Regions from separate parts of the Homo sapiens genome. Here all the other regions are linked to region 3. Evidence: chromatin loops called from intact Hi-C (ENCODE). Cell type or tissue: IMR-90. All regions are shown on one strand. Links, peaks and the distances in the headings refer to the core of each region. The heading gives the core; the rest is flanking DNA. Region 1 overlaps MYH9 (myosin heavy chain 9). Region 2 has its middle 31 kb from the start of MYH9-DT. Region 3 overlaps TXN2 (thioredoxin 2).

What was found. A loop is a pair of places that touch in the nucleus more often than their neighbours do. Peaks named below come from ENCODE experiments on the same cell type or tissue, not always from the same donor. Only the 100,000 strongest peaks of a DNase experiment are listed, where the experiment ranks them.
Region 1: it touches region 3 in a loop (9-fold over the local background); 108 of 110 quality-filtered maps call a loop at or near these places.
Region 2: it touches region 3 in a loop (3-fold over the local background); 19 of 110 quality-filtered maps call a loop at or near these places.

What each region holds. Positions count from the first base shown.
Region 1 is chr22:36,296,874-36,306,633 of GRCh38, reverse strand. It overlaps MYH9 (myosin heavy chain 9), which reads left to right. Exons shown (of 41, transcript NM_002473.6): 16 at 27-220; 17 at 583-704; 18 at 1,532-1,601; 19 at 2,479-2,639; 20 at 3,958-4,066; 21 at 4,969-5,100; 22 at 5,577-5,783; 23 at 6,370-6,507; 24 at 7,592-7,715; 25 at 9,620-9,760. Among named protein-coding and RNA genes, the nearest start is that of MIR6819, 15 kb to the right of the region's middle. RefSeq lists an enhancer at 5,479-6,678. In IMR-90, for the core only: a CTCF peak has its summit at 5,154 (motif pointing left); DNase peaks (open chromatin) are centred at 4,593 and 5,123; H3K27ac peaks cover 6,442 bases.
Region 2 is chr22:36,415,101-36,424,860 of GRCh38, reverse strand. It overlaps the pseudogene RPS15AP38. Among named protein-coding and RNA genes, the nearest start is that of MYH9-DT, 31 kb to the right of the region's middle. RefSeq lists a silencer at 7,317-7,366. In IMR-90, for the core only: a CTCF peak has its summit at 5,238 (motif pointing right); DNase peaks (open chromatin) are centred at 840, 5,410 and 7,440; H3K27ac peaks cover 3,345 bases.
Region 3 is chr22:36,466,550-36,476,309 of GRCh38, reverse strand. It overlaps TXN2 (thioredoxin 2), which reads left to right. Exons shown (of 4, transcript NM_012473.4): 4 at 8,393-9,264. The coding sequence ends at 8,506. Among named protein-coding and RNA genes, the nearest start is that of TXN2, 10 kb to the left of the region's middle. RefSeq lists an enhancer at 5,571-6,407. In IMR-90, for the core only: CTCF peaks have their summits at 5,881 (motif pointing right) and 8,113; DNase peaks (open chromatin) are centred at 5,209, 5,889, 8,129, 8,719 and 1 weaker place; H3K27ac peaks cover 4,055 bases.

The DNA.
Region 1 (9,760 bases), core at 803-8,802, 170 kb after region 3:
TCACGTGTTCTCTGTGGTCTCCACAGTGGACCGCATCATCGGCCTGGACCAGGTGGCCGGCATGTCGGAGACCGCACTGCCCGGGGCCTTCAAGACGCGGAAGGGCATGTTCCGCACTGTGGGGCAGCTTTACAAGGAGCAGCTGGCCAAGCTGATGGCTACGCTGAGGAACACGAACCCCAACTTTGTCCGCTGCATCATCCCCAACCACGAGAAGAAGGTGCGGCTGCCTGGTGGGGTGGCCCGGGCAGGGCACTGTGGTGTGGGGTGCTCAGCCCTTGTCTGTCTCCCCAGCAAAAGCACCCCTCCAGCCCCCCAGCATGCACAGAGCCTTCAGTCGTTTCTCTGCAGGGTGGGCCTTGGCTCGCTTAGGAGATACGCTACATTCACAGCCTGCACTTCCTCTTGGTGGCATTGGCCCCTCCCAGACCTGGATCCTTTGACTTCATTGTCCAAACCTGTGGGCTGTAGCGACCCCCTCCCTTAGGCTCTTGCCCTGTCAGGTTCATAGGGGTTCCCTGACTATTCTCCGACTGTTCTAGGCACGGAAGTGAGACCGCATGCATGTGTTTTCTTCTCCAGGCCGGCAAGCTGGACCCGCATCTCGTGCTGGACCAGCTGCGCTGCAACGGTGTTCTCGAGGGCATCCGTATCTGCCGCCAGGGCTTCCCCAACAGGGTGGTCTTCCAGGAGTTTCGGCAGAGGTGAGCCAGGGCCCGGAGCCCGCTTCTCCTGGGCCCTGCTGTGCGTGCAGTGAGTCCCAGAGGTGGGCTGCTGCTCCCTGGCAGGATCCTGTCGTGAGGGAGCGACGTCCTCCATCCATGTAGAACTGAGTCTGGCCAGCTCTTCCCCACCTCCTTCTCTTTTCCACCCTTTGCAGGAAAGGAGACTTCCCCATTTTAATACCGAAATGCAGGTCATCATCATCCTGTTGACTTTTGCTCCTAGTAACTGCCGGCCCTGGTGCTATTTGCTACAGTTAGAGGAGCTATGAAAAGAAATGTAAAAGAATCAGCCAGAGACCTAGGATATTACAGGAACTTTGTGGAAATGAAACACGGCCGTGCGTTGCTGTGTGCGAAGACGGCGACACCTTCCTGTTTCTCTAATGACTGTGCTGAGTGTCAGTTGCTGTCGGGACGCAGCCCTTTATTTCTTGGGCCATCTCTGTTTATTAGCAGCTCCCTGCAGCGTCCCAGGGAAGCTGTGTGAACATGGCTGTCCCTGGGTGACAGATGAGGATCTCAGGCAATTAGCACTTAGTCCAACCTGAAGCACGCCCTTGAGTGATTGAAACGGTCCTACACGAGTTTCCATTCACTTTCCGGAAAACACCAAGGCTTCCTTGTCTCATTCAGCCGAAGAAAAGAGTGGGGTGGGATTTGCCTGTGTCTTCTTTCCTTAGGAGAGTTTGTGTAAAGAATTCTGTGTCTGTTGCATTGTAGAAATGATGTTAATCTCTCGCCTATATTCCAGGCATGTGGAATCGAGGCAATGGGTAAAATGACCAGGCTTCTCTTTCCTTCCTCAGATATGAGATCCTGACTCCAAACTCCATTCCCAAGGGTTTCATGGACGGGAAGCAGGCGTGCGTGCTCATGGTGAGTTGAGCTGCTGTCCCTGCCTCTCTGGATGGGCAGCCCCTTGTCTGGGGAGTGCCCACGTGGCCAGGGCCCACCTTGCTATATCAGTGGTCGGTGGATGCCCAGGCTGTGTCCCTTCTGATGCTCCGCGTCTGACTCTGCCGGGCGCCCTTTGCAGTAGCCCCTAGGCCTCAGATAGCCAGGGATGGTGTTTGGCACCAGGGTTGTGTGGAGGAGACAAGAACTGTAGCCATGGCCGGGCTCTGATGTAAGATGATGGCCTCTTTGGTTTGGGGGACATTCTCCTGCTTTCTTGCTCACGGGCCTGACTCCACATCCAGTGTGGTGAGCAGGGCAGCTCACAGCCAGGGCAGCAGGCCTGGTGCTCCGTGACCTGGGCTTCTCCTCCCTCCCTCCCCACTCCCAGCCCTAGCGCAGTGCTGGACGGGCTGTGCGCATGCTCTGAGTTCCGGTTGATTGAAAGCCCTGCGGTGACTCAGTGCCAAGCCAGGGCTGAATCCCACCCTGCTCCTTTTTTCCCCTTCCCAGCATCCTGTTGTTTCTGGCGTGTCCAGGTTAGCAGCTGCTACCTTTGGCCTTGTTTTACTTCACGTTCTTTCTAAAGAATCAGAAAGCTTTGGCTGCAGAGTAGGGAGTTGGTGGGAGGAAAAGAGAAGGAAAAATTCAACACCTACTGTGTGCACAGCCTGCGTTCGGTGACGGGGAGATAGGGAACAGGAAGAAGGAGGGAGAGGAGATGGCTTTCTGCTCTCCAGATGCTCGTCAGCCAGTGAGAAGAAGGGTGAAGGGCACACCTCCAGCTGTGCCTGGGCCACCCTTTCATGGAGCTGTGGCCAGTTGCTGGCCAGGTAAACGGCCTGCTCCTCCCACCTAGATAAAAGCCCTGGAGCTCGACAGCAATCTGTACCGCATTGGCCAGAGCAAAGTCTTCTTCCGTGCCGGTGTGCTGGCCCACCTGGAGGAGGAGCGAGACCTGAAGATCACCGACGTCATCATAGGGTTCCAGGCCTGCTGCAGGGGCTACCTGGCCAGGAAGTGAGTCCCGGGAGATACTCCTGCCCCGCATGCCAGGCCTTGCCACGCCCTTCTGTTGCCAAAGGGCACTTAGCAGGCCACCCCGCTGCAGCCAGTCACATGCCTGTCAGGGAGGCCCAGGTGGCTCTTCCTACCCCTGTTCCTGGATTTCTACCTTTGAGGAGTAGAATCGGGCAGTTCTTTTTTTTTTCTTTTTTTTTTTTTTTTTTTGAGACGGAGTCTCACTCTGTCGCCCAGGCTGGAGTGCTGTGGTGCGTTCTCGGCTCACTGCAACCTCCACCTCCCACGTTCAAGTGATTCTCCTGCCTCAGCCTCACTTAGTAGCTGAGGTTACAGGTGCACGCCACCACGCCCAGCTAATTTTTGTATTTTTAGTAGAGACGGGGTTTCGTCATTGTTGCCCAGGCTGGTCTCGAACTCCTGACCTCAAGTGATCCGCCCACCTCAGCCTCCCAAAGTGCTGGGATTACAGGCATGAGCCACTGCTCCTGGCTGAATCTGGCATTTCTGATTGGGGTTTAGAGTGATGGGTGGGAAGAGGCTGACTCTGCTTGGATTTGCCTGCCTGAAGGATCCTGCTTACCAGGACTCCTTACCGTGTGACCCTTGTGGGGACAGCACCCAGAGCCTGCCTGTCCCTAAAGAACCCTGTGATTCCAGGGGAGCAGGCCATCCTCGAGTCCAGACTCATCTTTGACTCCCTGGGGAATGACGGCTCCCCTGCTGCAGGACAGCGGCTGTGGGCACTGCACACTCGTCCCCTTGTGCTCGGGGATGGGGTCCTAGCAGGAGCGCCGAGCTCTGGGAGACGAAGCTTGAGCATTTGCACAGATGGAGGCTTGTTTATCCAAAAGCCCTCCAGCTGACACCTGCAGCCCACCTTCACAGTACATCAGCTTCTGACGTTCTCCCACCAAACAAAAGCTCAGATAGGGAACAGCACGAAGGGTGGGAAGCTGAAGTCCAGAGTCACCCAGGGCCAGTCAGCTTAATCACCAAGGGTCACGCTCAGTCCCCACACTGAGTAGGATCTGTGGTTACTTCACACGTGCCTTCACCCCCATGGGCACCTCAGTGGAGGGGTAGTCTGGTGACCTAGGTCCTTCACCGACTGTAAGATTAGTGCCTCATGGAGTCACACAGCCTGTAAGTGGGAGAAACTTATCTCAACCCCAAGGCCAGACCCCTTCCCTGAATTTCTTTCTTGAGGTGCCCCAGGCAAGGGTAGACCCCCAGAAAAGCTTGAGGACAAGACCAGGACTGTTAGGTCGGGTCTGCTGTCCACTGCTCCGCGCTGACCATGTTCCTCACCACACAGAGCATTTGCCAAGCGGCAGCAGCAGCTTACCGCCATGAAGGTCCTCCAGCGGAACTGCGCTGCCTACCTGAAGCTGCGGAACTGGCAGTGGTGGCGGCTCTTCACCAAGGTGCGTGCTAGAAGGGCCTCCTGAGTAGCTGGGACTACGGGTGCACACCACCATACATACCTGGCTAATTGTTTGTATTTTTTGTAGAGGTGTGGTCTCACCATGTCGCCCAGGTTGGTCACAAACTCTTGGGCTCCAGCAATCCTCCTACCTCAGCCTCCCAAAGTGCTGGAATTACAGGCATGAGCCACTGTGCCCGGCCCTTTTTGATTTTTAGTAGAGACAAGGTCTCACTATCTTGCCCAGGCTGACCTTCCTGGCCTTTAAAAAAAAAATCTCTTTATTTTTAAACTTGTCCGGGCTGCTTTTGTGTATAATACATAATTTATGGTAATGGCGAAAAACCAACTCACAAAAAGCCTAAAGAATTAAATAAAAATTCACACATAAACCCTTAGCCTAAACCAACAGCAGCAGCTATTTTAGTGTTTAATTTCTCGCTCTTTTTCTCACTGCCTATAAAACCTCAGCTATGTAAACAGTATACATTCTTCCATAGCTGAGTTTGACTCATATAAACAGTTGTAGTTCGTACGTTCCATTTATGATTCCTTCATAAGCATCGTTTTTTTAGAGGTAGTGTGCTGTTCCCTAGGGAACACATCATTATCTGGGTACTTTTTCAGAGATGGGTCCTTCCTCATTTTCTTGCTGTGATAAACAATGCCGAGGTGAACATCTTCACGCACACGCAGGGATAGTTTCCCTGGAATGTAGTTAGCGGGTCAGAAGCCCGTGGTACAGAGCGCCAGGAAGGATGTGCCTGCTTGCAGCCCCCACCACAGCGTGTCTTCTTGCCCCTCACTTTCATGTTTCCAGAGGTGAGGGAGAGGCCTCACACCTGTTGGCAGAGGCGGGCATCTTCCAGCCGAGCATGTCTCTACCTCTATCTCCTCTCCCAGGTCAAGCCGCTGCTGCAGGTGAGCCGGCAGGAGGAGGAGATGATGGCCAAGGAGGAGGAGCTGGTGAAGGTCAGAGAGAAGCAGCTGGCTGCGGAGAACAGGCTCACGGAGATGGAGACGCTGCAGTCTCAGGTGGGTGTCAGTGCAGGCTCAGTCCAGGTCGCACGACCTGCCTGGTGCTGCCACCTGCTGGCCATCGGTAGGCACGGCATGCTGGAAGTTTCTATTACTATAGGAGTTTTCTACAACTGAGTTTCCTATTACTGTAAACAGTGACCAGTCTCTCTGCAGACCCCATTGGGTGTTAAGTGATGTAGGGAGGCCACTTAATAGAGTGGAACGTTCACAAGTGTTGGGTTCAAACCTCAGCTCTACCACATGACTTGAGCCCATTTCCTGGGACCTTGCTCTGGAGCTCATGGGGTAGTGAAAAATCAAGGACACGATGTCTGGAAGGTACCTGGAAGCTTCAGAGCTCTCCAGATGAAAGCTACTTTTGTCTGCATGTTCCTTTCCCTCTGGGATCCCGAGCCATGGCGTCCGTCCTTGAGGATGGAGTGGCTTGAGGGTGTTGCGAGGAGCTTGTGTTTTCCACTTGTTGTTTGCAGCTCATGGCAGAGAAATTGCAGCTGCAGGAGCAGCTCCAGGCAGAAACCGAGCTGTGTGCCGAGGCTGAGGAGCTCCGGGCCCGCCTGACCGCCAAGAAGCAGGAATTAGAAGAGATCTGCCATGACCTAGAGGCCAGGGTGGAGGAGGAGGAGGAGCGCTGCCAGCACCTGCAGGCGGAGAAGAAGAAGATGCAGCAGAACATCCAGGTTCCTGCCCGCTGCACCCGGGGAGGGGTGGCGCCGGAGGGGCAGGGCGGGGCGGAGGAGCAGGAACCAGGAGCTGGGAGAACATGGAATTAGGGTCCAAGGAGGCTGCTCCTCACGCAATCTGCTTGGGGCTCTCAGTGAGAGGTGTTCCCTTTGGGCTGGTAGTTTGTGACATGTGCATCTGAGATCTCCATGAGCACTGCCTGGGCCAGCATCAAGGCCAATTTGATTTCCCTGCCATTAGCCCTGGCCCTGGCTAGCCGAAGGGGCACAGGGCCAGCACCTCTGCGTCCTGCCTGTTTCATGGGTGGGAGCTTGCTGCAGGAAACCCTTCAGAACATTGCACCGATGTTCTGGCCCTGTGTCCCAGTTTGAAATCTGGAATCCTACAAATGGGGCTTGGGCCCTGCCTCGGCTGTGGCCCTGGGCTGGCGGACCTTGCCGTCCCCACCTCAGCCATGGCCCTGGGCTCACAGACCTTGCTATTTTCTCCTTGGCGTTTGGATCTGGCCTTCGGACCTTGCTGCCTTCACCTTGGCCATGCCTCTGGGCCTGCTGTCCTTACCGTGTCTCTGGCCCCCGGCAGGAGCTTGAGGAGCAGCTGGAGGAGGAGGAGAGCGCCCGGCAGAAGCTGCAGCTGGAGAAGGTGACCACCGAGGCGAAGCTGAAAAAGCTGGAGGAGGAGCAGATCATCCTGGAGGACCAGAACTGCAAGCTGGCCAAGGTGAGGCCCGTGGCTGTCGCCTGCCGCTGCTCCAGGGGCGCCGTGGATGGGAGAGTGTGGTCACCCTTGCAGGGCCTGGCTCCCCGCTGCTGCTGCTTCCTGTCTCTTCTGCCTGCAGCATGAGGGCTTCTGCTTAACTGCAAGTGCTCCCTGGAGGTCCCATGGGCCTTAGTTGAGGGATTTCCTCATAAGCAAAGGGGCCCTGGGGAAGGGTTTGTCCTTTCCCCTCTGGAAAGCTCTTCTTTGCCAGCCGTGAGACCCGAGCCTGTGTAAAGGTGGCCATCTGTGCAGCATTGCAAGTGTTGGTCACTGTGGGGTTGGGGACACCTTGGTGGCTCTGTGTTGAGATACGGGGTACTCTTCCTCCACTGTCCCTGGGCGGCAGCTATTCCTCTTGAGAATGAGTTGGGTCCCTGTCGGTGTCTGCCCAGGGAGCAGATAGCAGCCGGGGAACCAGTTAGAGGAGAAGGCAGGAGAAGGCAGCCTCCCCACCTTTCGGGCCTCCTCAGAACATGGGAGCCCCAAAGGCTGGGGAGGCTGAGGTGGCAGGACGCCCACCCGGGACTGGGATGAGGGGACTCAGGTGCTTGTGCCGAGCTGTGGCCGCTGGGCAGGGGTGTTGCAGGGGCCACACAGAACAGAAAGCAAGGAGAGCAGCCCGGGGCACCGCGGGGCTGAAGAGGGGGAGGGGCCGTGGCCCACCTGGCAGGTGAGAGAGGGGCACGGAGAAGGTGGCCTGGTGGCGCAGGTGAGCGCCGTGTGGCAGCCTCTTGAAGGAGTGGAGCCATCTGTCCCTGCTGACACTAGCTGTCACCTGGAATCCTTTCTCACCCAAGCCCACAGGGGAAGGGGAAGGGCTTGGGCACCCACATTTTTTGGTTCTAAGGAAGCGTACCTCGCTGTTTCAGGGGAGCTCGTGACCTTTCAAAATTATCCTTTGATCTAGGAAAATCCTAATGAACTTGATCAAGCGTCTAAAGCCCTCTCCATTCAGCCCCAGATTTCCGGGCGAGTCATGCTTTGAGGCTAGCAAGTGTTCTGTGCTCAACCAACACTAAATGCCAGCCTACTCCCCTCTCCCCAGGAAAAGAAACTGCTGGAAGACAGAATAGCTGAGTTCACCACCAACCTCACAGAAGAGGAGGAGAAATCTAAGAGCCTCGCCAAGCTCAAGAACAAGCATGAGGCAATGATCACTGACTTGGAAGGTGAGGGGGTGACGAGCAGGAGGTGATGGGCAGGGGCTGGCGGGCAAGGGCTGGCGGTCAGGGGCCGGCCTGTCTGACCGGAACACCGAGGCCTTCTCAGCTCACGGGTGAGCCTGGGTCACACTACAGCACTGGCTGCTGCCCTTTAGACCTGAGGTCACCAGGTCGAGGGGAGCCGTGTCTGGTGCCTGCGGGAACCTGAGCCTCCAGGCCCCTGTTGCTCTGTGGCTAGATGCCCCCACTGCATGAAGCGTGTTTAGAGAGCTTTGGCATTGCTCTGTTGTGTGCCGTGGGTTTTGGAAGCTTCTGAGACTTCCTAGGAGGCTCCGGGTTTGACCCACAGGACTCACTAGCTCTGTCACTGACTAGCTGGCTCATCTTGCAGCTATGACTTAAGCTCCATGAGCTTTAGTTTTACCTAAAAAGGGGACACAGTGCTAGGGTGTCTGTGAGAATTTCATTAAATACATGTGAACACATATGTACCGTAAAGTCCTAGACGAATACTGCGGAAGTTCATTGCTTGACTTGGGGCAGGGTGACAAATCCTGCCTTGTCTCTGTGTGCCCTCGGGATCTGTGGCAGGGAGGGGGTGCTGGGGTAGAAGCACAGGTCCGTGGCTGTCTGAGGACCCCCAGCCCTGCCCCTTGAGAGGAGTGGACAGCTGGGGGAACAGGGGAACCCCGACTACTCTGGGAACTCTGAGCTCATACCCAGGGGAGGGAGACCAAAACCTGACCACCGGGAGGATTATCCCCAGCTTAGTTTCACAGTCTTGTCCGGCCCCCTCACATCTGCAGGGGATGAGGTGAGTCAGGTCCAGCAGAAGAGAGGTCCGGACACAGAGAGATCTCTTCCCTCACAGACACCCTCCCTCACCTGGGAGGAGCCCGGAAGACTTGGTCATCTAGGAGGTCTAGGGGTTGCCTTGCACCCACCAGATGGACAGACATGAAAGGTTGACACTAATAAGGGCTAACATAGACACGGAGCTGTCAGAGCACACATATGCTGCTGCTGGGACTGCAAACTGGTAGACGGCGTTAGAGAACGATCCGGCAGTCCTAGTGAGGTTGAAACTTAGCATGCCGGTGACCTGGCCGTTCCATCCGTCACTCAGCCGTGTGCACTGAGAGTGAGCAGGATGCTTGCAGCAGCGTTGATCAGAGCGTGCGATGAACACAGCCGCATGCCCGCCAGCTGCAGGACGGGTACATAAGTAAGTTGTGGTGTATTCTCATAATGGAATCCTAGACAAATGTCCTTACACATCTATTCCAGCGAAACTTCACGGGCTACATCTCAAGATCACGTGATGGGGTGGCAAAGGCACGGCAGGGAATAACCATCACGAGGCAGGCACTGTTCTAGGTGCTTTTTAAGATAGTAACTCATTGGCGCCTCACAGCATCCTAATGAAGTAGGCTGTCTCCTTTTGCTTATTATTCAGATGAGGTATAGAAAGTAGCTTTCCCAAGTGACATCACAGAGTTATAAAGCTAGACATAGAGCCCTGACCGTGCGATTCCAACTGTGGAATTCACACAAGGCAGTTCCATTATATAAGTTCAGATTCACACACAATTGAACATGTTTTTTAGAGATACAGACATGGTACAGCCTTCAAGGGAACCAAGGGAATTACAAACACCAGCTTTAGGAGAGTACTTAATTCCTGGCAGGGAAGGACAAGGGGTGAGTTGGAGAGAGACATGCCAGGGGCTAGCAGTTTGCAGTGATGTCCTCTTCCTGCATCCAGGAGTTGGGTGCGAGTGTCTGTGTGTTTGTGATGCTTTAAGCCTGACACACGTTTCATAACGAGTGCTCAGTATTTTGTATAAGTAATTGACACGGAGACAGAACCCATGGCACTGAGGGCTATGTGGGCTCCCCCTGCATTGCAGAGCGCCTCCGCAGGGAGGAGAAGCAGCGACAGGAGCTGGAGAAGACCCGCCGGAAGCTGGAGGGAGACTCCACAGACCTCAGCGACCAGATCGCCGAGCTCCAGGCCCAGATCGCGGAGCTCAAGATGCAGCTGGCCAAGA
Region 2 (9,760 bases), core at 555-8,554, 51 kb after region 3:
CCTCAAATCTTATTGGAGTGGCACAATTCACACGCAAGATGCTAAGGAACAACAAGCAGAGGATAAAACCAAATGGTAGGAGGAGAGAGTGCTGGAGCAGGGAGGAGCCACGTGGTGTTCAGGGTAGGCATCCCTGAGAAGGGGTGTTACTGAATTACATCCGTAAACTTAAGTGTGTTAATCAGGACTTTATCTTTTGCAAATGACAGAAACTTGACTCAGTTGGCTTAAAGAAACTGAAATTTAAGCAGGGCACGATGACTCACACCTGTATCCCAGCACTTTGGGAGGCTGAGGCGGGTGGATCACCTGAGGTCAGGAGTTCAAGACCAGCCTGGCCAACATGGAGAAACCTCATCTCTACTAAAAATACAAAAATTATCCAGGGATGGTGGTAGGAGCCTGTAATCCCAGCTACTGGGGAGGCTGAGGCAGGAGAATCACTTGAACCCAGGAGGCGGAGGTTGCGGTGAGCCAAGATCGCGTCACTGCACTCCAGCCTGGGCAACAAGAGTGAAACTCCGTCTCAAAAAAAAAAAAAAAAAAACCCCATCTGTTATTTGTGATTTTCCTCAGTGCCCAGCCCAGCTCCTGCACATAGTAGGCCCTCAGCGATAGTTGGTTGGATTGAATTGTCAAACTGGATGACATATCCACTCTGTCATTCATTCCCTCATTCATTCATTCATTCAACAAGCAAAGCCTGAGCTCCTGCCATTCATCAGGCCCTGTGCCAGGCTCTGGGACACAATGTGGAATAAGGACAGGGCTTTGCCCCCCAGAAGCCTTTGGAATAATAACTTGCAGCTGAATTGCACGATTGTTTATGGTTTGTGGTTCATGAAGCTCTTTCACATATCCTGTCCCATGATCTTGATGTGTGGATGTTGTTGAAGAAATTCAGGAGGAAATTCTGAAGAAGTTCAGGATAAAGACTCTTGGGTGAGGCCATGCCGTAAGTCAGCAGCTGGACTCCCTTCCCAGTGCCCACTCCCTAGGAACAGGCTGCCCACTGTGCATCGGGCCTGAATCGCAGGACACTGCATGGAGCTCCTTCCCTCGTCCGGCTCAGAGTTTGGAAGGTGTCCTGCAGTGGCCCTGGCAGAGCCGGGATGTCATCCTTGGAGGAGTTGCTTGGGGCCGTGGGCCTGGGAAAGGCCTGACGTGTATCCTCTGCCTCCACCACAGGCCTGATAAGAAAGTGACCACAATCCCTTTTGGGCTACTTTCTTGGTCAAAAGAGGAACATAGTCTTGGGTGAAAAGGGAAGATATGGAGAGCACTGCAACTGAGCAACCTGGTCACCATGGAGGATGGGACAGAGCACTGTCAAGTCAGGGTCCCACCACCGGGTGTCTCAGCTCATGAGCTTCCCTCTCTAGTTGGGCTTTTCTGTTTAGTCCCTTCCTTCCCCACCCTACTCGCCCAACCTAACCATGTTTTGGTCAATCCTTTCCTTGTTAAAGTATCCTATTGAGGCCAGACACTGTGGCTTACGGCTGTAATCCCAGCACTTTGGGAGGCCGAGGCGGGTGGATCACCTGAGGTCAGGAGTTCAAGACCAGCCATGACCAACATGGTGAAACCTTGTCTCTACTAAAAATACAAAATTAGCTGAGTGTGCTGGCACACGCCTGTAATCCCACCTACTTGGGAGACTGAGGCAGGAGAATTGTCTGACTCCGGGAGGTGGAGGTTGCAGTGAGCCAAGATCGCAGCATTGCACTTCAGCCTGGGCAACAAGAGCAAAACTCCATCTCAATAAATAAATAAATAAAAATAAATAAACAAATAAATAATAAAGTAATCTATTGCTCAAGGCCCATGTGCAGGCCCACCCCTGGGGAAGGCCCCTGCACAGCTCAGCCCTCACTGACCCGCCTTGCACAGCTCAGCCCTCACTGACCCGCCTGCCTCCTGGGACCATAGCTGGTACTTGTTTTGCATTTGGGGATCCTAACTTGGTTTGAAGCAGAAGCAGATCAGAGACAAAAATTTGAGTACATGTGGTTGATTTGGACTGTGATCCCAGGCAACTTAGATAAGGGAGTGGGTGAGTGAGACAGAGAAGGGAAGCAGGAGCTATCTACCTAGTGAACGGGACCTCCCAGTTATTTGCCCAAGCGTTGAGCGAGCACAGGCTAAGTTGAGAGCTGCTCCCAAAGGGCATTACGTCCTCAGCACTTGCAGCCTCCTGAGCTCGAGTCGAGCCCTTCAGCAAAGTGTCACCGGTGCTGGCAGATGTAAGTCCCACCAGGGTTCAAAATACTGGAGTCCTAACAGTGCCGGCTTCTAGCCTAAGATTTTTTTTTTGCACAAAGGGTTTCACTGTGAAACATACATGTTTGAAAACCTATGTCGTAAGGCAACAACACCCATTTCGCAGACGTGCTAGTAGAATCCTAGAGGTGACAAGGGATTTGCCTCAGGCTTGCCAGCGAGTTAAGAAAAGAATCAAGAGTAGAAGCCAGAAACTAGGTCTGCAGTCTGGGTGTCCAGCACTTTTTTATTTTTTATTATTTATTTATCTATTTATTTTTTGAGACAGAGTTTTGCTCTTGTTGCCCAGGCTGGAGTGCAGTGGCACGATCTCGGCTCACTGCAACCTCCGCCTCCCAGGTTCAAGCGATTCTCCTGCCTCAGCCTCTCAAGTAGCTGGGATTACAGGCATGAGCCACCACACCTGGCTAATTTTGTATTTTTAGAAGAGAAGGGGTTTCTCCATGTTGGTCAGGCTGGTCTTGAACTCCCAACCTCAGGTGATCCGCCCACCTTGGCCCCCCAAAGTGCTGGGATTACAGGCGTGAGCCACTGCGCCCGGCCTATTTTTATTTTATTTTTATTTTTTTCAGCCTTGCTGAGGTTCTCTGCAAAGTGCTTTTTGGAGGAAAAAAAATTATTATTATTATTATTATTTTTTAATTTTTTTTTTTTTAGATGGAATCTCGCTCTGTCGCCCAGGCTGGAGTGCAGTGGCACGATCTCAGCTCACTGCAAACTCCGCCTCCTGGGTTCACACCATTCTCCTGCCTCAGCCTCCTGAGTAGCTGGGACTACAGGCACCTGCCACCACGCCCAGCTAATTTTTTGTATTTTTAGTAGAGACGCGGTTTCACTGTGTTAGCCAGGATGGTCGCTATCTCTTGACCTTGTGATCCGCCTGCCTCGGCCTCCCAAAGTGCTGGGATTACAGGCGTGAGCCACTGCGCCTGGCCCCTGGCTGATGCCCTCAAGAGCATCAACAATGCCAAAAAGAGAGGCAAACGCCAGGTGCTTATTAGGCCATGCTCCAAAGTCATCGTCCGATTTCTCACTGTGATGATAAAGCATGATTACACTGGCGAATTTGAAATCATTGATGGTCACAGAGCTGGGAAAATTGTTGTGACTGTCACAGGCAGGCTCAACAAGTGTGGAGTGATCAGCCCCAGATTTGATGTGCAACTCAAAGATCTAGAAAAATGGCAGAATAATCTGCTTCCATCCCGCCAGTTTGGTTTCATTGTACTGACAACCTCAGCTGGCATCATGGACCATGAAGAAGCAAGACAAAACCACACAGGAGGGAAAATCCTGGGATTCTTTTTCTAGGGATGTAATACACATATTTACAAATAAAATGCCTCATGGAAAAAAAATCTGTAGAGATAGGGTCTCATTATGTTTCTCAGGCTGGTCTCAGAATCCTGGTCTCAAGCAATCCTCCCACCTTGGCCTCCCAAAGCCCTGGCATTAGAGGCATGAGCCACCATGCCCAGCACTAAGCATTTCTCACAAACAACTTTAAGTCCTAGGAGGCAGGCACTATTATTTTCCCCACTTTACACATGAGGAAACTGAGGCTTCCAGCAGACACTTGACAGTTAGTGGTTCTGTGTAAGTCCCAACAGGAGACTTTTGGTTAGAATAATTCAAAGGTACATGGCTTCTGTTTTATCTCAAATTAAAAAATAATAACAGGCTGGGTGTGGTGGCTCATGCCTATAATTCCAGCACTTTGGGAGGCCGAGGCGGGTGGATCCCTTGAGGCCAGGAGCTTGAGACCTGCCTGGCCAACATGCTGAAACCCCGTCTCTGCTAAAAATACAAAAATTAGCCAGGTATGGTAGCTCACTCCTGTAATTCCAGCTACTCAGGAAGCTGAGGCAGGAGAATAGCTTGAACTCAGGAGGTGGAAGTTGCAGTGAACCAAGTTCTCACCACTGCACTATAGCCTGGGCAACAGAGCAAGACTCTCTCCAAATAAATAAATAAAAACAACACGTGAGAAAGGTCTGTTCAGTCCAAACGCCCAGCAACAGCTGTTCTGTTCTCCTTTGTACTCATTCTAGTCTGTCTGGAGGATTCTGCCTGGTGGCTCCTGTCAGAGTCTTCCCTGATCTCAGCAGAGCCCATGTTTTCTAGAAGAACACAGACACCAGTCTCTGTAACCAAACGACTTTTCTTTGGCTTCTGGGAATGTCCACTCCTTCATGTTTCCTCAGCTGCTCCTGGGAGTCCCTAGAGAAATTCCTCCGGCCAGTGGCTTTGTGAGACTTTAGTGGAACAGCTATTCCTATGTTTGCTCAGTCACAGTGGCATCCCATCTTCCAGGAGTCAAACTCCAGCTCGAGAGGGCTGCTCGCAAGAGTAACTCACTCATGGCTTTTTTTTTTTTTTTTTTTGAGACGGAGTATCGCTCTGTTGCCCAGGCTGGAGTGCAATGACGCTATCTCAGCTCACTGCAACCTTTGCCTCCCGGGTTCAAGCAATTCTCCTGCCCCAGACTCTCGAGTAGCTGGGATTATAGGCACCCACCACCACGCCAGGCTAATTTTTTTTTTTTTTTTTGAGGCGGAGTCTCATTCTGTCTCCCAGGCTGGAGTGCAGTGGTGCGATCTCGGCTCAGCCTCCCGAGTGGCTGGGACTACAGGCACCCGCCACCACGCCCAGCTAATTTTTTGTATTTTTAGTAGAGATGGGGTTTCACCATCTTGGCCAGGCTAGTCTCAAACTCCTGACCTCAGGTGATCCACCTGCCTCAGCCTCCCAAAGTGCTGGGATTATAGGCGTGAGGCACCGCACCTGGCCTGCTGGTCTCTGTTTAAAAAGTGAAAGAAAACAAAAGAAAGAAAGAAATCAGGCTGGGCACGGTGGCTCACGTGGCTGGGTGGGCTGCTCAGGCTGTCTGAGGTCCGGTTTGAGAGATCACAGACCCTAGGAGGTGACAGAGCCAGGGCACCAGAGGGGGCTCCCACGGAGCAGAGTCCTGGTCCTGCCTGCTGCCTTTTCTTGCCATTGCAGTTTGTGACATTCCAGAACACCCCCAGACATGTGGTTTTTGTATACAAGTCCTCGCGGCTAGCGTTTAGCAATGCACTTTCATCTCAGAGTAAACACATTTTCAGTTTTATTTTTGCTCCCGCCTTATCTCCCTGAGCCCCAGCTGAGGCCCTGAAAGGAGGGCAAAGGCTCTTCCCCAAACATTGGCCTTTTGTTAATGACTTTCATCCTGGTCACGTGGACTGAAGCAGCAGTCCTCCAGACATTTCTCTGGTCCTTTGAAAACAAGCAAGAGCCTGGGAAGGCAGGAGCACACACACCCAGCCCCAGCCCCTGGCTCCGGTTTAACGGAGGAAGAGAGGAATGGATGTGTGTGGGGTGCCCTTTCTCTTCTGTTCTTCTGTTCTTCCTTTTCTTTTTCTCTTTTTTTTTTTTTTTTTTTTTTTGAGAGAGAGTCTCGCTCTGTCACCCAGGCTGAAGTGCAGTGGTATGGTCTCGGCTCACTGCAACCTCTGCCTCCCGAGTTCAAGCTATTCTCCTGCCTCAGCCTCCCGAGAGGCTGGGACTACAGGCACCCGTCACCATGCCTGGCTAATTTTTTTATTTTCAGTAGAGATGATGGTTCACCAGGTTGGCCAGGCTGGTCTCGAACTCCTGACCTCGTGATCCACCCGCCTCAGCCTCCCAAAGTGCTGGGATTACAGGCTTGAGCCACAGCGCCCAGCCTAGCTAGTCCTTGATTTGGTTCAATGTGTGAGCCCCACCTCCAGAGTCGAGTCCCACCTCCTACATCAATCCCAGCGCTTTGGGAGACCGAGGAGTTTGAGACCAATGTAGGCAACATAGTGACACCCAGTCGCTATTTTTTTTTTTTTTTTTTGAGATGGAGTCTCACTCTGTCGCCCAGGCTGGTGTGCAGTGGCGCGATCTCCGCCTCCCGGTTCACGCCATTCTCCTGCCTCAGCCTCCCGAATAGCTGGGACTACAGGTGCCTGCCACCACGCCCGGCTAATTTTTTTTGTATTTTTAGTAGAGACGGGGTTTCACCGTGTTGGCCAGGATGGTCTCCATCTCCTGACCTCGTGATCCACCTGCCTCAGCCTCCCAAAGTGCTGGGATTACAGGCGTGAGCCACCGCGCCCGGCCCCCAGTCGCTATTAAAAAATAAAAGTACCAGGCCGGGCGCGGTGGCTCACGCCTGTAATCCCAGCACTTTGGGAGGCTGAGGCGGGTGGATCACAAGGTCAAGAGATTGAGACCAGCCTGGCCAACACGGTGAAACCCCGTCTCTACTAAAAATACAAAAATTAGCCAGACGTGGTGGCAGGCGCCTGTAGTACCAGCTAATCGGGAGGCTGAGGCAGGAGAATCGCTTGAACCCGGGAGGCAGAGGTTGCAGTGAGCCGAGATCGCGCCACTGCACTCCAGCCTGGTGACAGAGAGAGACTCCTTCTCAAAAATAAATAAATAAATAAAATAAAATAAAAGTACCAGCCTGGGCAACATGGCAAAACCCCATCTCTACAAGAAATACAAAAATTAGTGGGCATGGTGGTGCACACCCATGGTCCCAGCTACTCGGGAGGCTGAGGTGGGAGGATCACCTGAGCCTGGGAGGCCAAGGCTGCAGTGAGTCTTGATCATGACACTGTACTCCAGCCTGAGTGACAGAGTGAGACACTGTCTCAAAAAAAAAATTAATTAATTAAAATTAGAAAATAAAACAGGTAAAGTGGCCAGGTGCGGTGGTCATGCCTGAAATCCCAGCAATTTGGGAGGCTGAAGCGGGCAGATCACCTGAGGTCAGGAGTTTGAGACCAGCCTGGCCAACATGGTGAAACCCTGCCGCTACTAAAAATACAAAAATGAGTCGGGCGTGGTGGTGGGTGCCTGTAATTCCAGTTACTGGGGAGGCTGAGACAGCAGAACTGCTTGAATCCAGGAGGCAGAGGTAGCAGTGAGCCGAGATCGTGCCATTGTACTCCGGCCTGGGCAACAGAGTGAGACTCTGTCTCAAACAAAGAAAAAAACATGTAAAGTGCTTACGTGGTTCCCGGCACATGGCAGGCACTCAGCAGATATTGGCTGTGATTCCAGGCAGAACTCAGCCCCATGGGGAGTGGCCAAAGGAACACCAAGCGCCCTGGCTGAGACTTGAAAACACCTGGGCTAAACCTCAGCTCTGCCACTTCCTGTGTGGCCTTGGGCAAGTGACCTCATCTCTCTGAGCCATGGATTCCTCATCATTCCGAGATGATTATGCTTCCTCTGCTTATTTTTTGGGGACGAGATCAAATGAGAGCCTGGATGTCTACGATGCTGCTCTAGAACAGTGTCCTAGGCACCCCTTGCTGCCTGTGTCCCTGGCTTGTGAAAGGCAGAATCAGCATTTTGCACTCAACTTTTCCCCGCAGCCCCTCAATGGACACTTGGTGTCTGACCAGTGCTGCTCTGAATCCTGGCACTCTGTCCCCAGCTGTTTGATGTTGCAAGGGCAGAACCCCAACATGGGGGAACTGAAAGGGAATTTATTGGTTGGCAATAAATAATAATAATAAATAAAAGTCCAGGTGGAGCTGGGTGCAGGAGTCCAGATGATACTGTCAGGACTCTGTCCCTCAGCCCTGCTCTCCTCTGTGCAGGATTTATTTTCAGGCAGTTTCTCCCAACATGACGGCAAAGACCACCAGCTGCTCCATCCAGGTTCACATCAGGCCAATTAGCAACCTTAGGGGAAAGAGAGCATCTGGCCAGGCGAGGTGGCTCACTCCTGTAATCCCAGTACTTTGGGAAGCCGAGGCGGGTGGATCACCTGTTCAAGACCAGGTGAGGAGTTCAAGACCAGCCTGGCCAACATGGTGAAACCCCATCTCTACAAAAATACAAAAATTAGCCGGGCATGATGGTGGGTGCCTGTAATCCCAGCTACTCGGGAGCCTGAGGTGGAAGAATTGCTCGAACCCAGGAGGCAGAGGTTGCAGTGAGGCTGAGATCGTGCCATTGCACTCCAGCCTGGGTGATAGAGCAAGGCTCCATCTCAAAAGAAAAAAAAGAAATCTTGGCCAGGCACAGTGGCTCACATCTGTAATCCCAGCACTTTGGGAGGCCGAGGTGAGCAAATCATGAGGTCAGGAGTTCAAGACCGGCCTGGCCAACATAGTGAAACCACATCTCTACTAAAAATACAAAAACTAGCCAGGCGTGGTGGCGGGCACCTGTAGTCCCAGCTACTCGGGAGGCTGAGGCAGGAGAATCGCTTGAACCTGGGAGGCGCAGGTTGCAGTGAGCCAAGATCGCACCACTGCACTCCAGCCCAGGCAACAGTGTGAGACTCTGTATCAAAAAAAAAAAAAAGAAAAGAAAAGAAAACAAAAGAAAAGAAAAGAAAAGAAAAGAAAAAAGACCGGGTGTGGTGGTTCACACCTATAGTCCTAGCACTTTGGGAGGCCGAGGAGGATGGATCACCTAAGGTCAGGAGCTTGAGACCAGCCTCACCAACATGGAGAAACCCTGTCTCTACTAAAAATACAAAATTAGCCAGGCGTGGTGGTGCATGCCTGTAAACCCGGCTACTCAGGAAGCTGAGGCAAGAGAATCGCTTGAACCCAGGAGGCGGAGGTTGCAGTGAGCAGAGATCGCACGATTGCACTCCAGCCTGGGCAACAAGAGTGAAACTCTGTCTCAAAAAAAAAAAAAAAAAAAAAAAAAGAAAGAAAAAAAAGAAAAGAAAAAAAGAAAGAAAGAGAGCTTCTTTCTCTAACTTGTTCCAGCAAATAGCCTGGGGCTACTTCCATCTCTGGACTTGATCGCAAGACCATCCTGGAACATACTCCTGGGATCCTGATTGGTTAGGCCGAAGTCATGTGCCCACTCCAGACTTGAGAAAAAGGATCGGCCCAGCTTGACTCATGGGAGTTGAGTATGGGAGGCTGGTGACTCCCCAAAGGGAAAGGGGACATGCTGTTGTCAGGAGACGGGTATGACACTGGGTGGGCAGAGGCAACAGGTGACAGCTACAGGTGTTATGAGCCCTGGCCAGGAAGCTGGGATTGTGATCCAAGCTCTATCATTTACTCTCTTCGTGGCCTTGAGGAAGTCACTGACCCTTTCTGAGCTTTGGTTTTCTCATCTGTAAAAGAGAGTTTGACTCTATCACTGGGTCCCAAACCAAGCTGTTGCTAAAATCGCCTGGTGAGCTTTTAAAAATGTAAATTCAGCCAGGTGTGGTGGCTCACATCTGTAATCCTAGCACTCTGGGAGGCCCATGCAGGAGGATCCCTCAAGCCTAGGAGTTCAAGACCAGCCTCGGCAACATAGTGAGACCTCTCCTCTACGAAAAAAAAAAAAAAAAAGTAAATTCTCTGGTCCCATCCTAGACATTTTGATTCAGCTGGTCTGGGGTAGGACCAAGGACTCTGCATTTTTGACAACAACCCCAGAGGATTCTGATTGTTTGTTGTTGTGTTTTTCTTCTTTTCTTTTTTTTTTTAAGATGATC
Region 3 (9,760 bases), core at 913-8,912:
GTTTTTCGAGAGCTTTTAAGAGCTCAGAGCACTTTGCAGAGGTGGCTCTTGATCCTCTGAGCCACCTGTCTCTCTTCACCACCTTTAGGAAGTAGATCGTATGACCCAAAAACACCAGGTCATTCACTTAGTCTCAGACATTGGTACATTCCTTTATCCATCTACCCACATGTTCAGTGAGCAGTCATTTGGGAGCTCGATGTGCCAAGCATTTGTGATTCTGACACAAGATGAGATCTTGTTTCCAAGCAAGATCTCTCCTAGTCTAGCAGGAGAGAACAGCAGGTAGAAAGATCATCTCAATATAGAAGTGCTAAAAGAAGAGGCGCATAAAGGAAGAAGGGACTGTTTGCTTGTGGGGGAGCTGGAGGGGACAGGGAATGCTTCACGTTAGAGAGAACCTCTGAGCTGAGCCATGAGGGATGCGCAGAGGAGGAGGAAGGGCTGAGGAAACAGCGTGCACAAAGACATGGAGTCGTCTCACTTGGTTGGTTGGTTTGTCTGTTTATTCAGCAGATATTTGAGAGTCCCTCAAGTGCCAGGTAGTGTTACTTGGTGTTGAGGATAAGGCAGTGAACAAAACTGACAAAATCTCTGCCTCCGTGGAGTCTACATTCTAGTATTTTAAATCAAGGGTCAGCAAACTTTTTCTCTAAAGGACTGGTTGGTATTGGAAGCATTGCAGGGCAGTGGTCGCTGCTACAACCATTCAGCTGGGCTCGTAGCCGAAAGCAGCCATAGACACTATACAAACAAATGGGCATGGCTGTGTTACAATAAAACTTTATTTACAAAAACAAGCAGTAGGCTGTATTGGGCCTGTGAACTATAGTTTGCTGACCCCTGTTTTAGATAATAAGTTCAATGGAGAAAAATACATCAGGAAGAGAGGATGGGAGTACTGCGTATGAGGCAGGGTTTTTGTTTTTTCGAGACAGAGTTTTGCTCTTGTTGCCCAAGCTGGAGTGCAGTGGCACAATCTCGGCTCACTGCAACCTCTGCCTCCCGGGTTCAAGCAGTTCTCCTGTCCCAGCCTCCGGAGTAGCTGAGATTACAGGCACGCGCCACCACGCCGGCTAATTTTTTGTATTTTTAGTAGAAATGAGGTTTCACCATGTTAGCCAGGCTGGTCTTGATCTCCTGACCTCGGGTGACCCACCTGCCTTGGCCTCCCAAAGTGCTGGGATTACAGGCGTAAGCCACCGCGCCCAGCGGGTTTCTTTTTTAAAGGGTGGGATAGGGTAGATCTCCCTGATAAGCTGACCTTTGGGCAAAAACAGGAAGGGAGTGACTGAAGCATGTGGGTCTTTGGAAGAACAATTCAGGCAAAGCAAAAGCCCTGAGGTCTGATGAGCCTGGGTTGCTTACAGACCAGCAGGGGCCAGGTGCCTGGAGGTGTCTGGGTTGGGGGCTTCCTCTGGGCCTTGGAGACCACTACCTGGAGAAAGGGGAGAGGCCCACTTTGTCTGGGTGGCCAGAGTGAAGGGCCGAGTACGGAGCTGGGGAAAGCATAATGCAGCCGGATTGGGAGGGTCTCTGAATAGCCATGCTGAAGGTAGCGCTGTTACAGAGCCGAGGGCGCTCCTGGCAGCCTCTGGGCCCAACCTGGCTCACAGACACTTTTAGTCTGGCACTCGAAGTATTTTAAAGTAATAGGAAGCAGATGCTGATATTTGAAACTCAGATTTCATGTGAAAATCTCGATATCTGATTTTCTTGAAATATCTTAACCTGGCCGGAGTGAGCCTTCACCCCTCCCTCCTTCCTCCTCCAGGTAACAAGTGAATGAAAGAGGCCGCTTTATTCCTCAGAGTATACAAGTCCAGGTTTCACTCTTACTAGACCAGCTCAAATAGAGGCACCCATCCCTGAACCAGTCTCCTGCAGCAAGAAATGGGTGGTTGGGAGCGGGGTGAGAACAGGCTGGCCGCCCCTTGAGCTACGCAGGGAGTGGGGAGTGATTACCCAAAGGAACATCAGTCTGCAATGACCAGAAGCAGGGGAGATGGAGACCAGGCAGACAAACACGGTGGCCACTACAGGTGACCACTGGAGCAGGCCTGCTTTGGGAGTTAGGAACTGAGGGCTGTTTACAGGGGCTGGGGGAGGGGTGAGTCACTTTTTCAAAAAGTTTGGCCACTGATTGCTCAGTGAGGGAGGCATCTATCTGCCCATTTGGATGCCCCTGGCTTTCCCCTGCCTGGCTATGCCTCGGGTGAGAGCCCGGGCTGGGGCTCCTAGGGCCTCCCACAGGTCACGCGTGGGCTTCAGATGTCTCAGGCCTCCTGGCTCTGCCAGACACTACAGCTTCAGCTTCAGCCAATGTATTCATAACTCTTCAGCAGACACCCCCTGAGGGCCAGCCATGTGCAGGGACTATGGTAACTACTGCAGATGCAAAGAAGCCCACAGGCCCTGCTCCAGTGTCTCGTGGGGTGGCGGGAATGCCGAGGACCGTCCCCGGGAGGCTGTTGTGGGAGTGGGCACTGAAGGCCTGCGGTGAAGCCTGGGAAGTGAGAAGGAGATGCCTCCTGTGGAATCCTCTCAATCTCCCCCCACACCCACCGCTCCCGCCCTGTCCACTGCCTGGGGACTGTGCTGTCACACAGAAAGGCCTCAAGGCTGCTAGGCCCACATCACTTGGTCTCAGCCGTGTTGTTTAGCCAAACCCTGGTCTGACATCATTGCAGGGTTTAGGAAGCTCCAGCCAGGGTTCTTCCTGACCCCCTCCCTCTCTCCCTCCCTTCCTTCTTTCCTTCCTTCCTCTTTTCTTTCTGAAGAGAGCCTGAGGAAGAAGTTTCCTCTGAGAGAACTACAGTGCCCCCCATGATGGCTTTCTTTAAGGCCTAAAATCCTTTTTCTTTTTTGAGATGGAGTCTCGCTCTGTCGCCCAGGCTGGAGTGCAATGGCACGATCTCGGTTCACTGCAACCTCCGCTTCTCAGGTTCAAGCGATTCTCCTGCCTCAGCCTCCCGAGTAGCTGGGATTACAGGTGCCCACGACCACGCCCAGCTAATTTTTGTAGTTTTAATAGAGACAAGGTTTTACCATGTTTGCCAGGCTGGTCTCAAACTCCTGACATCAGGTGATCAGCCCGCCTCGGCCTCCCAAAGTGCTAGGATTGCGGGCGTGAGCCACTACACCTGGCCTAATTTTTGTATTTTTAGTAGAGATGGGGTTTCACCATGTTGACCAGATTGGTCTCAAACTCCTCACCTCAAGTGATTCGCCCACCTCGGCCTCCCAGAGTGCTGGCATTACAGGCATGAGCCACCGCGCCCGGCCACCAAGACTGCATTTCTAACAAGCTCCCAGGTAATGCCAGGGCTGGGTGTCCTGAGCCGACATGGAGAGAAGCCAATGTTCTGAAGGCCCCATACTGACTTTTTCATTCTGAAGGCCCCAGATTGACTTTCTGGTTCTGAAGGCCCCGGACTGACTTTCTGTGGGGAGGAACTGCTCTTTGGAAGGCCGTGTCTCAGCTGCCGCTCTCAGCACAGACTGCTTGCCAGTGAGAAAGTTCATGGACAAATGTATAATGGCATGTGTCCACCATTCCAGCGCCATACAGAACCGTTCCACCGCCCTCGGTTCCCCTGTTTTCCAGCAGTTCACCTCTCCTTCCTGCCCCTCACCCCCTTAACCCCCCAGCAGTCACTGATCTCATTTTTTGTTGTTGTTCTTTTTGAGGATTTTATGTTTTTAGGGCAGTTTTAGGTTCGTGGCAAAATTGAGAGGAAGGGGAAGGTACAGAGACTTCCCATAAGTCCCCTGTCCTCCCGCATGCCCAGCCTCCCACACTATCAACAGCCCATACCAGGGTGGTCCATTTGTCACAACTTATGAACCTACACGGACATCATTATCCCCCAAAGCCAAAAGTTTACATAGGGGATCACTCTTGGTGTTGTGCCTGCTGTGGGTTTGGACAAATGTGTCATAGCCGGTGTCCACATTCTAGCATCATCCAGAGTCATTTCACTGCCTCCATGTCCTCTCTCCTCTGCCTGTTCATCTCTCCTTCCTCCTCCCTCCAGGCCTGGCGACTCTTGATCTTTTCACTGTCTACCTAATTCTGCCAGAATGTTATGTAGTTCATTTTTTCAATAATCGTTTTTCCAAGAACCCTCTCATATCTAAAAGCTTTTACAAAGCACTTGGCATTTTGCATTTGAAGCATGAAATCCTTTAATGCGTCCCCACGTTCTTCCCCCTGCTGGGACTCAGTAGATGTCTCTCTCTCTTTGCTGCTGGGCAGAAGCACAACAGAGTTTGATCCCCTGGACTGCAAAGTCAAACAGATCTTGTTTCAGATCCCAGCTTTTTTTTTTTTTTTTTTTTAGAGGGGGTCTCACTCTTTTCACCCAGGTGGAGTGAAGTGGCGCAATCTCGGCTCACTGCGACCTCCATCTCCCGCATTCAAGCACTTCTCCTGCCTCAGCCTCCCAAAGTGCTGGAATTACAGGCGTGAGCCACCACGCCCGGCCTAATTTTTGTATTTTTGGTAGAGACAAGGTTTCACCACATTGGCCGGCCTTGTCTCGAATTCCTGACCTCAGATGATTCACCTTCCTCAGCCTCCCAAAGTGCTGGGATTACAGGCAGGAGCTGCCGCGCCTGTCCTACACCACATCATTTTGGAACAGTTGCTCACCCTTTGAGCCTCAGTATTCTCATCGTTAAAATGATCCTGCCCACAGCCAGGAGAGTGTGAGATAGTGTATAGAGGTGTTTATATCATTCCTGACACGAAAAAGCACCCAGCATGTGACAGCGATCTTTTCCTTTTAACTCTGCAATGAGCCGAGGAGGAGGTTGCAACATCCCGCAGCACCCAGCACTGTGCCTTTCCCTTGGTAGGCCCTTAGCTGAGTTAACAGATGGATGCCATCGGGGTGGGACAGGAGAAGACATACCAGGACACGGAGCTCAGTGGCGGTGCAGGCGAGCTACGGGTTAGCAGAAAGAGACTGCGCACACGTACACACTCCCCCACTCCTGCCGAGTTCAGAGGGTCTTTATCCAAGGATAGGAGGTTCCAAGTGGCTTCACGGAACAGGACAGGCAACACGTCGTAGCGTATCTTTTCCTCAGCCCCTCAGTTGGCTCAGTCACTGCCTCTTTCACACTCAAAACATTCCAGAAGAATGTGCCAAGGCCCTGTGCACTTCCATGTAAGGCAGTGTTTACAGGCACCGGCACCTCCTGATGTGTGAGCCAGACACAGGAGCAGCAGAGCTTCAGCCGCCTCCTCAGGGTCGAGGGAAGTCCCATTCCAGCTCAGGTTTCCTGTGAGCCCCTAGTGCGGGTAGTGTGTATGTGTGTGTGTGTATATATGTGTGTATGCGTGTGTGTGTTTAAGCTCAACTTCAAAATATCCCCTTGATCAGTAGTGACCAGACCTCCATTGACAGCACATCTGCTGTCTACCTGACACCAGCAGGGTCTGTGCGTGTTCAAGCATGTGTGGAGGTTTACATGAGTGAGATCATTATGGCCTTCATCTGGAGTTCTTTTTTTTTTTTTTTAATATTTTTATGGAGACGACGTCTTGCTATGTTGCCCAGGCTGGTCATGAATTCCTGACCTCAAGCAGTCCTCCTGCCTTGGCCTCCCAAAGTACTTGGGATTACAGGTGTGAGCCACTGTGCTTGTGCCTATCTGGAGTTCTTAAGGAACGCTAAGTCCACTCTCTGAGCCTCTTCAGTGAACTTAGAGTCTTGCCGTGAAAAAAGTTAGGCCACTTCTTATACAGTGGCATAAAGCATATATTTTAATTAAAGGAATAGGACAGTGTGCAGGTGGGAGCCGGTGGCTGAGCTCTCTGCTTCTGCCAAGAGGCTCCGGCTTTGAGGCACTCCAGCTGCCTTTGCAGACCACTAGAGGGCACCAAAGAATGCCTGGGAAGGCCCTGGTGGCTTCAGGCGCTTCCTGGAGCAAACTCTTTCGGGCCCTGCTCTGCCTGGAGACAGGGTTTGCCACCCACATCAGCCCAGGGACAGCCTTTGAAGGGGCCTGAGGCACTAACAAGGACAAGGACTGTGTCCTGTGACCTGCTGTGTTTGTCCCCAAAGTGTCCGTGAGGAGTGGGGTGCAGGGCCTGCCACGTAAAGTTAGTGGGTGAGGGCGGGATGGTCTGGCCTGCGTGCCTTTCCTAACTACCATGTGCATGGTTTTTGAACATTCTGAATCTTACTGGCTTCCAAGATGGGCCGTGGCAGGGCAGCACTGGGATATGTGAAGACCTGGTATGTTTGTGTGAATCTCTGCTCTTACTTTGTAGTTTAATTTGTATGTAAGAAAAGTCTGTGTTTATCTTGTTCTGTTTATTTTTATTTATTTATTTTGAGGGGGGGAACAGAGTCTTGCTCTGTCGCCCAGGCTGGAATGCAATGGCACAATCTCAGCTCAGTGCAACCTCTGCCTCCCGGGTTCAAGCGATTCTCCTGCCTCAGCCTCCCGAGTAGCTGGGACTATAGGCATGCCCCACCACGCCCGGCTAATTTTTGTATTTTTAGTAGAGACGGGGTTTCACCATGTTGGTCAGGCTGGTCTCGAACTCCTGACCTCAAGTGATCTGCCCGCTTTGGCTTCCCAAAATGCTAGGATTACAGGCGTGAGCCACAGCGACCGGCCTATCTTGTTCTGTTTAAATGGTTTTCTCAAATGCCCACGAATGCCAGGCAGGGATCCCAGGCAGCAGAGACCTCACAATGCCAGTCTGGTGGGCCACAGCCTCATCCACGTTCCACATAACCTATGCAGGTCCCTGAGGGAACTGAGTAAATGCTTCACAGACCAAGAATGTTGTCCTTGCCATCTGCCTGCAACCTGCTAATAAGCGTCAGGTTGTGTATGGCCAAGCCTCTCCTCTCATGCTGTCCAGTAGAAGTCCCTGAGTTTCTGGACCCTGTCACTCATCACAGCAGCAAGCTAATGTGCTCTCGTGGGGCCTGTGTTGGACTTTTCCTTGTGCCCTCTGTAGCCACTGTTTTTTGAATGCCCACAGTATGCCAGGCACAATGCCAGGTTCCTAAGCTTATTTGCCGGGCGCTGTGCTGAGCCTTTACTTGCGTTATTTCATTCAGCTTTCATGCCCTCTAATGGCAGTGCCCTTAGTATCTCCATCCTGCATCTGAGAACACTGAGGCTTAGTGACTGAGGGGCGTGCCCCAGCTCACCTGGCTGGTAGGAGCCGGATTGCGTCCGCCAGAACCTGAGCTCTGCTTTATTTATGTATTTATTTATTTATTTATTTATTTATTTATGAGATGGAGTCTCACTCTGTCACCCAGGCTGGAGTGCAGTGGTGCAATCTCCACTGACTCCAGCCTCCACCTCCCAGGTTCAAGCAATTCTCTCACCTCAGCCTCCCAAGTAGGTGGGATTACAGGTGCCTGCCACCATGCCCGACTAATTTTTGTATTTTCAGTAGAGACAGGGTTTCACCATGTTGGCCAGGCTGGTCTCGAACTCCTGACCTCAAATGATCTGCCCACCTCAGCCTCCCAAAATGCTGGGATTACAGGTGTGAGCCACCGCGCCCAGCCTGAGCTCTGCTTTATACTCAAATCTTTCTCTTTTTTTTTGAGGCAGGGTCTCTGTCACCCAGGCTGGAGTGCAGTGGCACAATCACAGCTCACTGAAGCCTCAGTCTCCCAGGCTCAAGCGATCCTCCTGCCTCAGCCTCCCGAGTATGGGAGTACAGGCATGTACCACCATGCCTGGCTAATATTTTGGGGGGGTTTAGTAAACAAAGGGTCTCACTATATTGCCCAAGCTGGTCTGGAACTCTTGAACTCAAGCAATCCTCCAGCCTCAGTCTCCCAGAAGGCTGGGATTATAGATATAAGCCACTGTGCCCAGCCTATACTTGAATCTTTAATGTTCATCCCAAACCCTAAAGGTAGACATTACCCCCATTTTATGGAAAAGGACACTGAGGCTCAGAAAGGTGCTGTGACCCGGCCAAGGCCCCCTTGCTAGTGAGTGCAAAGCCAGGACTCGAACTGTCCCCCAGCTTCTGTCTCCTCCTGGGCCAGGCTTCCCCTGAGCTCCTCCCTGCCCCCAGCCCTGGCCTGCAGCTGCAAGGGTTATTTTCATCTCTCCTGTCATTCCAGCAAAACCACTGGGCCAGTGAGTCAGTCTTGTGGTTAAGGGAGGAAGGGTACTGTTGGGAGCCCGCAATGGAAGACGTTTCTTCAGCGGGTGGCCCCCGGGCCCTGCAGTACCCCTGCACCGAGAGAAGAGCCATGTTCCTCTAGGCCTGCCCATGGCTTTGGGAAGTCAGTGCCCTGGATAAGCCACCAGCCTTCCCCACAAAGGCTCAGGAGTGGCAGTTGAGAAGTATTCACTCCCAATTCACTTGGACCCCCTTGTCCTCTCCACCCAGGTGTCAGCGGTGCCCACTGTGCTGGCCATGAAGAATGGGGACGTGGTGGACAAGTTTGTGGGCATCAAGGATGAGGATCAGTTGGAGGCCTTCCTGAAGAAGCTGATTGGCTGACAAGCAGGGATGAGTCCTGGTTCCCTTGCCCGCGTGGGACCCCAATAGAACTCAGCCCTTCCATGCCAGCCCTTCCTGCTGCCTCCCTCCTGTCTGGCTCCTGGGGCCCATGCTTAGAGCCCAGGCTCCAGCCCTGAGTGCTTCCGAGCTGGCGGACTGCCCAGGGGCCATCAGAGGATGGTGGTGCTGCTGCTGATCCGGGGACCGCTGTCTTCCCTCCCATACGCCTTTCATCCCTCCTTCTAGGGCCTATGGCAGTTCTCCCAGGATGTGTGGCGAGAGCCTGGGCCAGCCCACAGCGTTCCTAGTCAGGCAGCCACACCTTGGTCCTCATCTTGGTCCCTTCCAATCTGAAACCTCGTGCCTGGCTCGTCTGCCACCTACATTTCTCTTTCCAGCTGCTGTTTTGTAAAAAGAAAAAGAAAAAAGAAGCCCAAACTAGTGAGAGTAATATCTAATTATCTCATTTTTTGTAGGTCTGTGATAAAGAACTTAGTCATCCCTTCCACCTCCTACTGTGAAGAACAGACCCTGGGTCCCACACTGAAATCCCCTCTAGTCACCCATTCCCACCCCCCAGGGAGCTGCCTCCCAGGCAGGGGGTGCAGAAAATGATTGATGGGCTGGGGAACCCTGGAGAGCCTCGACTCCGGAAGTCTCAAGGTGCCTCCTCCTCTCCTTAGCTGGCCCGTTGGTTTTCTGAGCAGGGGGCTGAACTGTGAACAAGTCAGACAAATAAAGCAAGGGTCTGCACCATCTGCAATGTCACATCTGTGTGGGCTCAGAGCACTTGTCACCCTTTCCCAGGGGGCTTGTCCACTGTCCCCACATCCTCCCCTAACTCCACAACACTCTCTCCAACCAGCCCTTCCTGTTCACTAACATGCTTGTCAGCAGTGGCTGCTATTCTAAGGATGCCATGTGCCAGTCCTCGTGCCCTCCTAAGGCAAGAGGCTGTTGTCCCCATTACCCCGATGTAGACACTGTGGCTCATGGGATGCAGAGCTGGGGTTTCTATCCAGACGTGGTTGCCTCTGAAACCTGGGCTCCCACAGCTGATCCCCTTGACCCTTCTGAGGCCTCCCCAACTGACAGGGCTCCTGGCTGCCCCAGCAGGTGCCTGGCCCTGTGGGGATCAGGCTATCCTTCCCATGGGTGCCTGCAGGAACTTCTGGGCCTTGGGACCAGACAACCCCTCTTGGCCCCCAGCTCCCCTTGGCCATAGAGGAGTGTGCCAAGGGAGCCAGGCTTGCC